Linked DNA regions of Homo sapiens: region 2 is linked to region 1. A link is a loop called in an ENCODE intact Hi-C map of the cell type or tissue named here. Cell type or tissue: CD14-positive monocyte. All regions are shown on one strand.

The links. A loop is a pair of places that touch in the nucleus more often than their neighbours do. Peaks named below come from ENCODE experiments on the same cell type or tissue, not always from the same donor. Only the 100,000 strongest peaks of a DNase experiment are listed, where the experiment ranks them.
Region 2: a loop joins it to region 1, with 8 times the contacts of the local background. A loop is called at or near these places in 65 of 110 quality-filtered maps.

The regions. Positions count from the first base shown.
Region 1 is chr11:94,514,777-94,522,776 of GRCh38, reverse strand. It overlaps C11orf97 (chromosome 11 open reading frame 97), which reads right to left. Exons shown (of 4, transcript NM_001190462.2): 2 at 5,090-5,194. Among named protein-coding and RNA genes, the nearest start is that of C11orf97, 6.3 kb to the right of the region's middle. In CD14-positive monocyte, CTCF peaks have their summits at 894, 2,901 and 3,108 (motif pointing left); DNase peaks (open chromatin) are centred at 896 and 3,076; H3K4me3 peaks cover 525 bases.
Region 2 is chr11:94,594,758-94,602,757 of GRCh38, reverse strand. PIWIL4 (piwi like RNA-mediated gene silencing 4) reads right to left here. Exons shown (of 20, transcript NM_152431.3): 10 at 7,332-7,449; 11 at 4,843-4,954; 12 at 779-963. All of the region lies in intron 4 of PIWIL4-AS1 (PIWIL4 antisense RNA 1), which reads left to right. Among named protein-coding and RNA genes, the nearest start is that of PIWIL4, 31 kb to the right of the region's middle. In CD14-positive monocyte, a CTCF peak has its summit at 4,640 (motif pointing right); a DNase peak (open chromatin) is centred at 4,657; H3K4me3 peaks cover 404 bases; H3K27ac peaks cover 3,814 bases.

The DNA of each region.
Region 1 (8,000 bases):
AAATATGTCTGCAAGGTGAACCTGGCATATGGGTCAACATTTTGGGATCTTGAGCCAAACTAAGGTACCCCTCACAGTCTAATTCGATGTGGAACATGGTGGTCTGGTGTGGAGATAGAGGATGGCTCTCTGGATTTGCATTTGGACCATAGGCTATGCCATTCATTGAGATGGGTGGTATAGGGGAAGCAGCAAGTCGGGGAGAGGTGTCAATTGTTTTGTTTGTTTGTTTGTTTGTTTTGAGACGGAGTCTCACTCTGTTGCCCAGGCCGGAGTGCAATGGCGGATCTCGGCTCACTGCAAGCTCCACCTCCCGGGTTCACGCCATTCTCCTGCCTCAGTCTCCCGAGTAGCTGGCACTACAGGCACCCGCCACCACGCCCGGCTAATTTTTTTTGTATGTTTAGTAGAGACGAGGTTTCACCATGTTAGCCAGGATGGTCTCGATCTCCTGACCTCGTGATACGCCCGTCTCAGCCTCCTAAAGTGCTGGGATTACAGGCGTGAGCCACCATGCCCAGCCCAGAGGTGTGAGTTTTGTTTTGGACATGTTGGGCCTGAGTTATCTTATGACTTATGGGACATCCAGGAAAAGAAGTTTAGCCTGCAGAGACACATTTCAGAGGCATCCTAGAGAGGCCGTAGTGAAAAGTATGAGAAAATCCCAGGAAAGCTAATGGAACAAGATTACAAGACTGTGGGAAACACTCCGATAAACATCAAGATTCGGAGAATGTAGTGAATAAAAAGAGTGCTTAACAGAGGATGAGAAAGAAGTAGAGCGAGAACCAGGACAGTTAAGTATCATGGAATTTGAGAAAGGAACAAGGTTGAAGGAGAGAGCCATCGACTATGTGAAATGTTGCAGAAAGCTCAAGCCACCTAGAGGCAGAACAGTATCCACTGCATTTAGCCATAACGTGTCACCAGAGACACCATAGTGAGTAGAAAGCCAATGGGATTGGGGGTCAGATCTGAATTTGGATCTGGTTCTGCTACTTAATGCATAACCTTGGGCAAGTTAAACACCTCTCAGAATCTTAGTTTACTCATCCTAAGATGGGGATCAGAATATCAATATCATACAGCTTTGTGAGGATTTGGGGTAAGCAAAATTAAGCCCCTATCCTCAGATAGCTTGTGTTCTAGTGGGAGAGATAGCCAATAAAGAAGTATGTAAAGAAATATGGATCCTCCTCGACTTACGACGGAGTTACATCCTGAAAAACCTATCATAAGTTGAAAAAAAATTGTAAGTAGTAAATGCATTTCATACACCTAACCTGCCAAACATCATAGCTTCGCCTAGCCTACCTTAAATGTGCTCAGAACACTTACATTAGAATGGCTAACTAGAAGCTGCGGCTCATGGCCACTGCCCAGCATTGCAAAGGAGAATCATAAGGCAGATCGCTAGCCCAGGAAAAGAGCAGCATTCAAAATTTGAAGTAGGGTTCCTACTGACATGTATCACTTTCACACCATCACATTGAAAAATCATAAGTTGAACCACAATAAGTTGGGGACTGTCTGCATAAAATTTCAGGTAGCAATAGAAAACAGGAGAAAGAAGAAAGCAGTATAGGGATTAGAAGGTGACCTGGAGGACAATTTCTGTTTTGACCTGGTGGAGTGGAAAGGCCTCTCTGAGAAGATGGCATATGCAGTTGAAGCCTGAATGAAGAGAGAGGAAGATATCTGAATGTCTGGGTGACCTTTAAATGTCCTGAGGGGTGAAAATGGATTTGGCACATTCCAGAATGTCAAGAAAGCCTGTGTGGTTAAAGTGGAGTGGAAAAGTATAGGAGATGAGATCAGAGAGGTGAGCTGGCCATAGGAGCATGAAATCTAGTCTCAGAATAATAAAAAGCCATCAGACAACTTTAAGCATGGAGGTGACATGTAACGATTTATGTTTGTAAAAGATCCCTCCGGTTTCAGTGCAGAGAATTAACAGTAGCAGGGGCAGTAGCAGAGGCTGTTATAGGATGCTATTGCCAGGCCTGCAAAAGGTGGCAGGGGCTTGGCAACGGTGCTGGTGGGGGATTTAGGATATACACTGAATTCAAAAGGATTGGCTGATAGACTGGATACGGAGTTTGAGGACTTGACTTCTAGGTGTTTGGTGGTACCATCTCATGATATGGGAAAGACCTATGGGTTTTTTAAAAGCCTGGGAATAGAGAATAAGATTTTGGTTCTGGACATCTTAAGGTTGAGAGGCCTATTGGACATCCAAGTGGAGAATCAAGTAGGTTTTGGGATTTAAGGGGAAAAGTATAGGGTAGAAATAAAAAATGCTGGAGTCATTAGCCCAATAGGGCTAGATATCCCACGGTGTGAGGGTAGGTAGAGAAAAGAGCCCATGACTGAGACCTCTAAATTATACAGGCTAGGTGGAGGGAGAGCCAGCAAAGAAGATGGAGAAAGAATAGCTAAAGAGGTAGGAGCAAAACCAGGAAATTGGAGCATTGTGACCTACAGGCCAAGCTAAGAAAGTGTTTTTAGAGAGAAGGAGGAAACAACTACATCAGATGTTACAGAGAGGTTGAGTATGTTGGAGGGATCATTGGATTTGACCTTCAAAAAGAAGGCTATTTGCAATCTTGGAAAGAACAGTTTCCCTGGACTCATGGGAACAAATGCCTAATTAGAATAGGTGAAGTAGCAAAGGAGAAGTAAAGGGGAGGAGAAAATGGTTAACATGTACTTATCTTTAAAAATAGCAGCTATAGGAACCACACAATTCTCTAAAAGTTTTATGCAGAATTCTGCACGTATGTGACAAACTGTGTCTTCCAGGAAAAGAAGCCATGGCTGTCATCAGATATATAAAGGAGGGGTCACTGCAAACCGAATTAGAAGCAAATGTCCAATGGCTGGCCTCTAGGCTCTGAGGCTGGGCTGGAAGAGTGTGGCACCCTCTCTAGATGCTAATTCTCTGTTCTGGCCAATGGTATGTGGCTTCTAGCCATGATATATATTTTAAAAACAGCGGGATTTCCCATAAGTAGATCATTTTAAAACCCAAATTTATAGAATCTATTCTCCGCATTGAAAGATTTTTCTAGGCTAAAATAGTACCTCTGTGCGACCTCTAGTGGATGTTATTTTAAAAAGCAGCCCAGACAGTCTTCATTTTATATAAAGGATATTTGAAAAGATTGCTTAGGAAAATGAATTTTTATAAACCAAAAGATACATCCTATTCACTCAGACTGTCTCACAATCTAGTGTATCCAATAAGAATAATACAACATACAGCTAGTGTATAAACTAGCTTTTATGTAGATTTTTAAAACAATGAAGATAAATCCAGAATATAACAGTATAGACTTAGAAAAAAATGTTAAACACCAGGAAAATAGTACATGTAGGCGGGGCTTCCCAGCTGAAATGCAGTAGGTCATTCTGCATCCATTCATTAAGTTCAAAATAGACTTTAAAACTTTCCTTGAAGATATTATGGGAGCAAATTTCACCATTTTATTGGTCTCTCCTTTTATAAGAATGGGTCATACGAGAAGACCCAAAGGAGTTTCTATGTCTGCTTTAGAAATGTAAAGTGGGGCCGGGCGTGGTGGCTCATGCCTGTAATGCCAGCACATTGGGAGGCCGAGGTGGGCAGATCACGAGGTCAGGAGTTCAAGACCAACCTGACCAACATGGTGAAACCCCATCTCTACTAAAAATACAAAAATTAGCTGGGCCGTGGTGGTGTGTGCCTGTAATCCCAGCTACTCAGGAGGCTGAGGCAGAAGAATCGCTTGAACCCAGGAGGCAGAGGTTGCAGTGAGCAGAGATCGTGTCACTGCACTCCAGCCTGGGTGACAGAGTGAGACTCCATCCAAAAAAAAAAAAAATGTAAAGTGGGCACAACATACATCATGTAATCTGAAATGATGGACTTCTGGGCCTGCAGCCTCTCTCTTAGGAATCCTTAGTGAATTTGGACCTCACTTGCAGGTTGACCAACAATTCTCCACAAATGAAGGAGTCTATGTAATAGTTTTGTTATTTCTTCTAGCAACTGCTGATACCCAAGAGTGTCACAATAAAAATCTGATGATTTGAGAGCATGAAATATGCATCTAGTAATCGTTGAGAAGGAACCATGAAAATGAAGGACGCCAGCAGTTTCAAACTAACATCTGGGATTCTGGGGCTCCTAGAGCATCTCTTTCACACATGAACCATCAATAAGAGCTATCAATGCTCAGATCCTCTACGGGATGAAATCCTTGGATGATCTGACCATGTAAATGACTTAGGTTCTGCTGAGTCAGTGATTTGCAAAGTCGGGTACTGGACCAGCAGCATCAATATCACCTGGGAAATTTGTAAAAATCCAAATTCTTGGGCTCCACTGCAGACATACTGTGCCAAATATGCTAGGGGTAGGGCTCAGCAATCTGCTTTTAACAAGCTCCCAGGTAATTCTGATAAAAATCTAAAGTTTGGAAACCACTGTTACTTGTCATACCTATATTGATAAAGATTGAAGTTATTATTGTGTTTTTCAGGCACTTGGAAAAAATGGTACATGTCATTAAATAGAAATAACTCCACCAAGAAAGTGGGACAGCAAAGTACATATTGATATCTAGATCTTTTTTTTTTTTTTTTTCTGATATGGAGTCTTGCTCTGTCACCCAGGCTGGGGTACAGTGGCGCGATCTTGGCTTACTGCAAGCTCTGCCTCCCGGTTCACGCCATTCTTCTGCCTCAGCCTCCCGAGTAGCTGGGACTACAGGTGCCCGCCACCATACCCGGCTAATTTTTTGTGTTTTTAGTAGAGACGGGTTTTCACCGTGTTAGCCAGGATAGTCTCAATCTCCTGACCTCGTGATCCATCCACCTCGGCCTCCCAAAGTGCTGGGATTACAGGCGTGAGCCACCGTGCCCAGCCCATTTTTTTTTCTAGACATGAAGGTTTATTTGGACATAAGCAAATTAATTATAAACTAGTTCAAGAACTTTCCAAAAACTTTTTATTTCAATAGTATGGTTTTATAATAAAATACTCTGTCATCAAGTAGGCAATTTCATATTCATTTCACAAACATACTTCATTTGTCACTGAGATTACCTGCAGCTGGATTTTTAATGTGGCATTCATCTCTCTTAATATGACGTTCTTCTTCCAGTACTTCCTTAATTCTCTTATGTGGCTCACAATATAAAAATTTCTTCCCTATAAAGGCATTAACAAAATCAATTACTTAGTATAAATACTGCCCAATCTTCTAGCCATTATATCTACATGATAACAATTTTTTTAAAAGAAGACATGTTATTCCATACAAATATCAGACAATTTGCCCTGAAGGCTCTATCTTGGAAAGATCTCTTCCATGGAAACTTTAGGTTCTTTTGGGACTTCACGTTTTCATGTAATTCCTGAACTTGCAGGGTAAGTTTCAGGTACCTCTTTTAGGTGTTATGAAGAAATAGATAAAGTTTCCTCCTTAGCTTCAAGAAAACTTGCACTCGTTTGTTGAATGAACTCTTATTAAAGACCTACTCTGTGATAGGCATTTGGCTAGGGGCTGAAGACAGAGCAATGAGTAAGACAGATGTGTGTATAGAGCTTGCAATCCAGGTACAGAAGAGAGAACAAAATCTCAGCATTTTAAAATCGACATTTTAAAAGATTGAAACTGAATTGTAGTAGTGAACCACTTATGGACATAGCACTTTTCCCTGGCCTTTAAATCTGGACCTATAGGACATGACTACTACAGTCAAGGACTGAATTGTTTGTTTTAAACACTGTAGCTACATTTCTTCTCAGAAATGTAGCTCAGCCCAGATGTCAGAACTCCAGAGAAACAAAAGAGCTCTGTGCTATTGGGCCTACCCATATCCCTAATCTCTCCGGTCAGCCTCTCTCTCTTGCTCTCTGAGCTCCAGACACATGGCCCTTCTGTTCATTCCTACCTTTGCACATGCTGTTTTTGCTACCTGAGCTGCCTTTCTCCTGGTTTTGCCTATATAACTTCTACTCAAATTTTAGGTCTTGGCTTAAACATTAGTTCTTTAGGAAAACTTTCCCTTACTCCACAATCTGGAAATGACTTTTTATCATGGCACCCTCCTTTATTCTTTCATTTTACTTATTGCAATTTGGATACAGCTTCATTTTTTTATACACAATTATTTGTGTAGCTATTTATTTAATATATAACTTCTTTACCAGATCACAAACCCCATGAGGGCAGGGATGTTGTCTCTTCAGTTCATCAGAGTCTTAGAACAGAGCTTGGCATGATAATAAATGCTCAACAAATGTGTGTTCAGTTAGAACTAAGCACTGATAAATTGGAGCTCTAACTAAAGACTGTGTGCATGTCTGTCAATGCAGTTATACGGTCACTGTGAATGTCAGTGAACCGATAGTTCTAATCTCAGTATCCAAAAGCTCAATTCAAGGAACCAATGAAAACCTAAACAACCAAATACTTTAGTTGTTTATGATTTGATTTTAAACTCACATATATATGGGCAGGTATCTCATCTTTTCCAGACTAATCAATAAACAACACAAGTGAGTCAATTTGACGGGGATGCAGACTGGCAAAAATGGGGCAAGAGACCTGCTGCTTCCGGCAGTGATCCCAGGTCATTCCTGGTCATGAAGACCCAGACACACCCTCAGACATGAAAAAGTTAGAATTACATACTTTCAGGGTCTCATTCTTGTTTCCCCAAAGTTGGAAGTCATATGAATAAAATATGGGATCAGCATTACTGAAGCCTAACTTTGGTTTAATCTGTTAAATCATGATCTTCAGGCAGAAAAAGGGTTCACAAACTTGGCTAGGAAGAAAACTAAGCCTATAACAGAACAACAGAAAGGAAAAGACCACCTGCTCTCAGTTCAGATCTCCTGACAAATTTCAGCCCTGGTGCTAGGAAAATGCACAGAAGAAATCATTAAAGGTGATTTGAAGAATTGTGGTAATTGGGAGAGTACTAAGGAGCTAGTACGGGTAAATATCTCCTGCTCAGGAGAAGAAAGGAAAGGAGGGGAGAGGGGGCAGAACTTTCAGGCAGAAAAAGGTTTCACAAACTTGGCCAGGAAGGAAAGGAGAGGAGAGGAAAGGAAAAAGGGAAGGAAAGGAGAAAGGACAAAAGAAAGGAAAGGAGAAAGGAAAGAGGAAAGGAAAAGGAAAAAAAAGGAGAAAGGGAAAGGAAAGGAAGGAAAAGGAAAGGAAGGGAAAGCAAATTTAAAAAAGAAAGAAGGAAGGAAGGGAAAGAGAGAGAGAAAGAAAATTCTACAAACTCTACCATAGCAGTTTGATGTTGACCTTTACCAGCATTTTAAGTGGATTGGTCGATAGATGTCTTGTGTGTATAGAGGATGAGAAGCTGTGATCACTGAGAAGTATGACTAAGAACAGTATTATTCCAGAATTTCTTTTGAAACAATTATTATTCCACGTTTTTTGGATTTTTTTTTGTTGTTTTTTGTTTTTTTTCCTGAGAGCTAATAACAATTGCATCTTATATATATTATTATTTCTCTTTCTCACAATGACCTATGGGCAAGTATAATTATTCCTGTTTTATAGTTGAGAAAGTAGCTTCCTTGAGTCATAAAACTAAAATAATGAAAATGAGAAGCCACACCTACCTGAGTCTCCCAAGCTCCTACGGTTATTACAAATTATTCATAGTTTATTACAACGCACAGTTATAGATCCACCACACTCTACTAATCAGTTCATACCTAGAATACAGGTTTCAGTGATATGATACACTGGAGATTGTTGGAAGAAGTGGCCAGCCAGCCAGGTTAGAGCACTACAAGTGATCCTAAAGGTGACATTGGCCAGGCGCGGTGGCTCATGCCTGTAATCCCAACATTTTGGGAGGCTGAGGTGGGCAGATTACTTGAGGTCAGGAGTCCAAGACCAGCCTGGCCAACATGGTGAAACCCCATCTCTACTAAAAATACAAAAATTAGCCAGGCGTGATGGTGCATGCCTGTGGTCCCA
Region 2 (8,000 bases), 80 kb before region 1:
ATTAATTAGTAACTATGTGTTTAAAGAATAACTCCATTATAACAAAGAAAAGTATCTGTTCCTCTTTTCTAAGCATATCAGTTTCAGTAAAATGAGGCATGACCAACTTTATGGCTTTTCTAAAGCAAAACAGTATTTATTTTCAGTGTGATTGTATATGTATCTCTTACTCAATGAAAAACTATTTATTTATCTTTCTCATTCCCAGCAACTGGCATAGTATCTACACATATTAGTACTCAATAAACATTCTAAGAATAAATGGTTGACCTTAGTCTTATCAGAAAACTCTCTGAATGACTAATAGTATGCTACAGTAACAGAATCAGAAAAGCTTATTTGAGATCTATTTTCATATTAAATTTTAAAGCATAAAATCAAGTAAAAGTCAGGACATGCAACTTCTGTTTTTTAATATCCATTTCCTATTAAGTAAATAACTGATATGAAAAACTGATCTGAAAGAAGGAAAAACAGTTGAGAAGACAATATATGGACTTATTAAAGATTTATATCCCAACTGGTACTGGAAAGATTTTCAGGTAATGACACTACTGCTTAAGAACTGGGTACAAGTTTTACAAAGGCCAACATAAAATATATTCTAACTTTATAAAAGTTTAGTCATTACAAAATCTATCTACTTATGACTACTTTCTTGGCACTTTACATTAGGAAACTACTGGGATAAAGAAGCTTTTGTTGATACATCTGCCATTATTCCCTACCTTCTAACCAAACCAAATTAATATATGAACAAAATTCAATGTATTCTCACATTTTGGGGTAGTCCACATTAAATCCCATGGAACCTGCAACTCTTCTCAAGCAGTTCAGAAAGCTCTCGGCAACATATTCAGTTCTGTCGCTACATAAAATCAACCAGGTATTCAAAGACTGTGCATTTAAAATCTTGCAAGTTCGAATATCCTTGGACCAGTCAGCAGCAGACACAGGTTGACACTGAGAAAAATAATGATCATGAAAGGATTGAACAAATTTATTCAGAGAGCAGCTAAATAAAGACAGTGTGAAGATGGCCAACTTTTGTTATAACTGTTTAACACAGTTTGCTATTCAGTCTTAAAACACAGATGCAGGCACTGCACATCCGAACAGAATACATGTGCTTTCTGGGAGTGGAAGCATCTGGGCGTCATCCCAGGTCTTCCAGGCACTGGTGGCCCTTGGAGGTCCCTTTAACCTCATGATTCTCTGCGGTGCACAGAGAATGGTGTCTGATTCAAAGATCTCTGAGGTTCCCTTCCAGCTCTGAGTATCTATGCCTTTATTATGAATGACTCAGGCAAACAGCCTGTATCATTTTATCTTTTACTTTAAGCATCTAAATATCTCAGAGAATGCTGATTATCAATACTCTAGGTCATCATAATAAAACTAACACACCCTACAGAACAGTTAAGTGTTGCAAGAAGTCAGGGACCCCAAACGGAGGGACTGGCTGAAGCCATGGCAGAAGAACATGGATTGTGAAGATTTCATGGACATTTATTAGTTCCTCAAATTAATACTTTTATAATTTCTTATGCCTGTCTTTACTGCAGTGTTTAAACATAAATTGTGAAGATTTCATGGACACTTATCACTTCCTCAATCAATACCTTTGTGATTTCTTATGCCTGTCTTTACTTTAATCTCTTAATCCTTTCATCTCGTAAGCCGAGGAGGATGCATGTCGCCTCAGGACCTTGTGATAATTGCATTAACTGCACAAATTGTAGAGGATGTGTGTTTGAACAATATGAAATCTGGGCACCTTGAAAAAAGAACAGGATAACAGCAATGTTTAAGGAAAAAGAGAGATAATCTTAAACTCTGACCACCGGTGAGCCGGGCGGAACAGAGCCATATTTCTCTTCTTTCAAAAGCAAATAGGAGAAATATTGCTGAATTCTTTTTCTCAGCAAGGAACATCCCTGAGAAAGAGAATGCACGCCTGGGAGTAGGTCTCTGAACTGGCCCCCCTGGGCGTGGCTGTCTTTTATGGTCTGTAGACTATAGAGGTGAAATAGACCCAGTCTCCTATAGCGCTCCTAGGCTTATTAGGAAGAGGAAATTCCTGCCTAATAAATTTTGGTCAGACCGGTTGCTCTCAAAACCTTGTCTCCTGATAAGATGTTATCAGTGACAACGGTGCCCGAAACTTTATTAGCAATTTTAATTTCGCCCGGTCCTGTGATCCCGCCCTGCCTCCATTTGCCTTGTGATATTCTATTACCTTGTAAAGTACGTGATCTTTGTGACCGACACCCTATTCGTACACTCCCTCCCCTTTTGAAAATCCCTAATAAAAACTTGCTGGTTTTACGGCTTGTGGGGCATCATGGAACCTACCGACATGTGATGTCTCCCCTGGACGCCCAGCTTTAAAATTTCTCTATTTTGTACTCTGTCCCTTTATTTCTCAAACCAGCCGATGCTTAAGGAAAATAGAAAATAACCTATGTGACTATCGGGGCAGGTTCCCTGATAGTTAAGATTATATATTAAGCTAGGAGTAGGTATGCTTAGAAGCAAAGATGAAGCCAGGATGGAGACTCCTTTCTCACTCTCAAAAGGTCTCTCATGTGACCAGGAAAAACAGGTTTCCTGCGCTGAAGAGGGGGAATGTTAGCCTGCTTCCCAGACCTCTGCTTATATCCTCAGACTATAATTGAATGATGCCTTTGGCACAGCAAGTGGGGAAGATCCACTGTTAGAACTAAAAGGGACCACATTGTATGCTAATCTCCTGCTACTTGAAGTGCTGTCAAGTGTTACTTGACCAGCAGCTTGAGCACTGCCTAGAAGCCAGTTAGAAATGCAGACTCCTGTGCACCACCCGAGACCCACTGAATCAGAATCTGCATGTTAACATGTCCCCCAAGTAATTCACATGTACATTAATATTTAAGAAACATCCCAATCCTCTTGTTTTACAAACTAGAAAGCTGTGACTGAGAGGTTATGAAACCACTTGGCAGCAGCGACAGGTTTAGAATGCTGGTCTCCTGACATGGCAGCCAGGGCACTTGTGACCAAGCACTCTGACTTATCTGACTTCCAACCATCAGCCATCCTCATGATGCCTTCCACTGGCTGGGCTGGATTCAGCCCCAGGAGTCCACCTACCTCGGCCTGAGAGCAAAGGAGAAGGGCTAGCTTTCCATCAATGGCTCCCTCTGGAGTCAACGTTCATTCCTGTCCATTAGGGCATGAGGAGAGCTGTACTCCTTCTGCCCACAACATTTCTTCCTGCTGTTGTCTTATGGGGCTGGGAGGAGACCCAGGACAATGTACCCTGAGTCCTATGAACTTTTAGTTCATTCAGTTCCTAGGACCTAATTTCAGAAAAGCAGAATGGGCCAAGAAGTTGATGATATTGTCATCTTAGACACCTGCTACCTCCAGTGCATGAGTTCTCCTGTTTTAATGCCCTTTCTCCTATGGACACCAGTTTCTACACCAAAAAAATGCAAACAAATACATAAAAATGAAAGGCTCTGGGAAATACGACTTTACTTATAGAAATTATGAGATGGATCATTTTAAGTACATAAGTCCTTCTTCACATGTGGATCTGAAACTGAGCTTCTCTTTACTGAACTCTCGCCAAGATCCTAATGGGAGTCTACATTTTAGTACTTTACCATAAAGTTTTGTTTTGTTTTGTGTTGAAAAATAGTACTTCCTTATCTTCTCCAATGAGAGTTTTTGTAACTTGGATAGATTATTGTAAAGATATGACAAGGCCAGGCATGGTGGCTCATGTCTGTAATCTCAGCACTTTGAGAGGCTGAGGTGGGAGGATGGCTTGAGCCCAGGAGTTCAAGGCCAGCCTGGGCAACACAGGGAGACCTGGTTTCTACAAAAAATACAAAAATTAGCTGAGCATGGTGGCGCACGCCTATAGTCCCAGCTTCTTGGGAGGCTGAAATGGCAGGATCGCTTGAGCCCAGGAGGTTAAGGCTGCAATGAGCTGTGATCATGCCACTGTGTTCCAGCCTGGGCAACAGAATGAGACCTGTCTCAAAAAAAAAAAAAAAAAAAAAGATGGAAAAAATTCCCCCCATTCTACCAACATGATACATTCATTGTTCAATTATATCAGTTAGACATACTGGTTTATTACACCCAATAAAGGCAAGAAGAGAGCCTTTAAACATGACATGTGACTGGTGTTTTAAAGTGGGCAAAACGGAGGGGGAGGGGAGAAAGATAATGTATAATTTTTGCGTAAAATATTAATAGGTTCATTTCTTCAGCCGAAGTCTGGAAGTGGCGATGATTTGTCTCTTCAGGTTTCAGAATGCCTCTCTCCCCAAGTACTATGTCTGGGGCTGGGTTCTGTGCATACTTCTTGATTTTAATGTCCATTGAGCAGTGTTTTATTTCGAAAGATTAACATACATAACTGACATGGCAACTAAAAGTCATTGCAAAAGCTCATTGCAGCCTTAACCTCCTGGGCTCAGTTTTGGTATCAGAAAACAATCTATTAGAACTAATGTCCACCAGCTAATAGAATTTCCTCAGATGACTATGGCTTTCTTTTTTAAGAGCAATGCACCACCCAACAGAAGATAGGTATGTTTTAATTGCAATGATTTGAAATACTGTCTTCTGACTAACCTAAATCATGTCCACTGGGTGCCGCTAAGTCCGTGCAAGTAAATTCAGATTGAAAAGGAAACCACAGGGGATCTGAAGTCTTAGGATAAAGAGATGGAAGTACATGGCCAAACCAAATATTATAAGCACACAAGCCACTCTGGCCAATGCACAAAACTTACACATATTCAAGTAAATACTTTTAAATGAAAATAAAATCACAGCACTTACTATGTGGTCTTGCATTAATATTTTTTCTGAAGGCACAATCCGGCCAGTCAGAGATATCTGGCTTCCAAAATGCAGTCCCCAGGTCTCTAGTTCAAAGCGAGCATTGGTATTCCTGTTGATAAAGTTGTTTTAAATCATTAAAGAGAGATATAATTATAACTTACTGAATTCGTCAGGGGCTGATTTTCTGTGTCTTCAGGATTCCTGGCTTCTAATTCTACTCAGCATATTTTTTCCCTGCTTAAAAGAATTACGGGACAACTGTGCTCATTTGGGATGTTCAGGAATGGGAAAAGGATTCCAGTGGGAGTACAGTGGTTAGAAAAATAAGCTTTCGAGCCAGACAGACCTGGGTTTAACTCCTAGCTCTAACATTTAATAATATATGACCTTGAGCAAACTATTCATCTTTAAGGCCTTGGTTTCCTTACTGGCAAAATGTAAGGATAATAAAAGCACCTACTTCGTAGGATTGATATAAAGATGAAATATGATAATGCACAGAAAGTGCTCACCACAGTCCCTGGCACATGGCATGTGCTCAAAACCTATGAGATATTATCATTCCTGATAACACACTCGTTAATAAGGAGATATTTTGGAGCCAGTGGATGTGGAGATGTCTTTTGTGAATATGTGAATTTCTTGGGTTGAGAGTCGAAGAAGGATGATAAAAGAAGGGAACATAAGAATGTAAGCTTCAGAAGATTCAGGATCTTCCTATTACCCTCTCTATCCTATGAGGAGAATATTAATATCAGCAATAATAACACTGCTTTCTATTGTGTAGTACTTTCCATTTATAACTTAATAAGCTTTAATCATAGTTGATGTTTTAGCTCATGGGAGTATATGATAACTTCCACTGAGCCATAAGCTCCTTGAGAGTGACAACCATATATAGGACTCAGCACACAGTAAGCCAGGCATTTGCGGGACATGGAGGAGATCCCCACGCTTTTGTTTCCCTATTAAAGCTCTACCAATTTTTTTAGGGAAGCTCAAACCTCTTCACCACTGTCTCTCTGCAATAGCTCACTATTTCCACCTATTCGGATTATGTCTTCTCTGGTCACACTAATTCCTTTGAGTTAATTATTTTGCTTCAGATACCAACTGCCCAAGATGAGATGAGTGAGGCCATCATTGGTCAGGAAATGGGGTGAGGTGTGTGGTACTACTGAAAGGTGGCAGATAGATGCATCAGGAAGATTAATCCACAGTCACTATAAGGGAAACGAACCAGGAATTCCTTCTCAATTCGGCATAAGTCTGAGGGACGTCCAGGGTAAATGACGTAAAGTATATCCATGAAATTAAAAAACTATGAAAACACTAGCATGATAATAGAGATCATGTTTATCATATGGAAATGTTTGAGAAAAACCCTGAAGTGAAAAGAGCAAGCTACAAAACATGACGTACAGTATTATACCATTTCTCTTTTAAAAAATAGGATTATATGCGTTTGCAGAGTCTGAAAGAATATTACTAATATTAATTGAATTAATTATTAATTCAATTGTGATTCACTCATTTGTTAAATATTTACTGAGTAAACACACATACACACTCTTTTCTCTCTCCTTTCTTTGTGCTACGTAAGTTTCCAAATCCTCCATGAGCTAGTACTACTTTAAAAAAGATTTAAGAAAAAAAAAAAAAGACTGTTGATCAACAATATAGCCCAATAGGAATATAAAGCAAGCTACATACATAATTATAAATTTTCCAGTAAAAATGGAAAATTTTTACTTCCACCTTAAGAAAGTAAAAAAATGACAAGTGTGAAATTACGTTTTAAATATATGTTATTTAACCTATTTAACCCAATAGATTAAAAAACTGTCATTTCTAGATGTGTCACTAGCCACATTTCAAGTGCGCAGCAGCCACCCTAGATAGTCCAGTTTTAGAGGGTCAGAAAGGAAAACCAAGGAGAAGCTCAATTTTCCAATCACATGTTATAGCAAACTGTCATAAATAAGAACGGAAACATAGTCTGATAATCAGATGGGCAGAACCAGATGGCACAAAGGTATATCTCAAATTTAAAAGGCACATAGTGGGGTTTTCCTAAAGTTCAGTCTGCTGAGGCCATTGTAGTAAGAGCTGAGCATTCCTGACCCTTAATACTGGGGGCCTGGTGTTTTTCTGGTTGCTTTGTTTGCTTGAAGGTTGTTGTTATTGTTTAGATTATAACCTTTTTCTTTATTCAACATTTTATCCAGACTTCAATGTATGAAATAGATGAAAGCAGGGCATGGAGGTAAAGCAAGTGTTATTCCTATCAGCATGGCCTCCAACTCCCTTCAACCCCTTAGTCCTGAGACATCTCAGATGAAGGGCTGTGGACAGCACAATTCAAAAGCTCCTTGCTCTGAATCAATATGAATGACACATTTCCTTCAAGGAATATATCAGTGTTACATAGGCCATCTAATACTAAAAACTCAGCCCCAGGAAGGATGCATGCGGTGATCCAGTACCTCTGGATGTTGTCCACAAGCCTGGCCAGGCGCTGCTGCCGGCCTGAAGGACTGAGACGTGTCTTTTCAGCCACAGCCTTCATCAGCTGGAAATCAGATGTTGCCTGGTCAGTCAGCCCTATTAAATGCAAATGAAGACAAAGTGAGAAAATGAACATAAGCAACTCAGCCCATCAAAGGCCCAGTTTAAACCTTTCCACTTGAATGCATTCACCATCTGTATAGCACATCCAATAGAAATGAAAACCACGTATGTCATTTTAAGTTTTCTGGTAGCCACATTAAGAAAAGGCAAAAAAGAAACAGACGAAATTACTTTGAATAGTGTATATTATTTAGCCCAGTATATCCAACATATTATCATTCCAACATGCAATCAACATAAAACATTTATTGTTGAGGTAGTTTCCTTCTTTTTTTTCATACTAAGCCTTTCAAATCTGGGCTGTGTTTTACACCTAAAGCACACCTCCTCTCAGTCTTTTAGTAGAGCTAGTCCCAATTCAAGTGTTCAAAAACTCATGTGCTACTGGCTACTGTATTGGGTCCTGCAGACCTACAATATCAGAACACCATTAAGAATGAGCACCCCTTAGGCCGGGCGCTGTGGCTCATGCCTGTAATCCCAGCGCTTTGGGAGGCCGAGGCGGGTGGATCACCTGAGGTTGG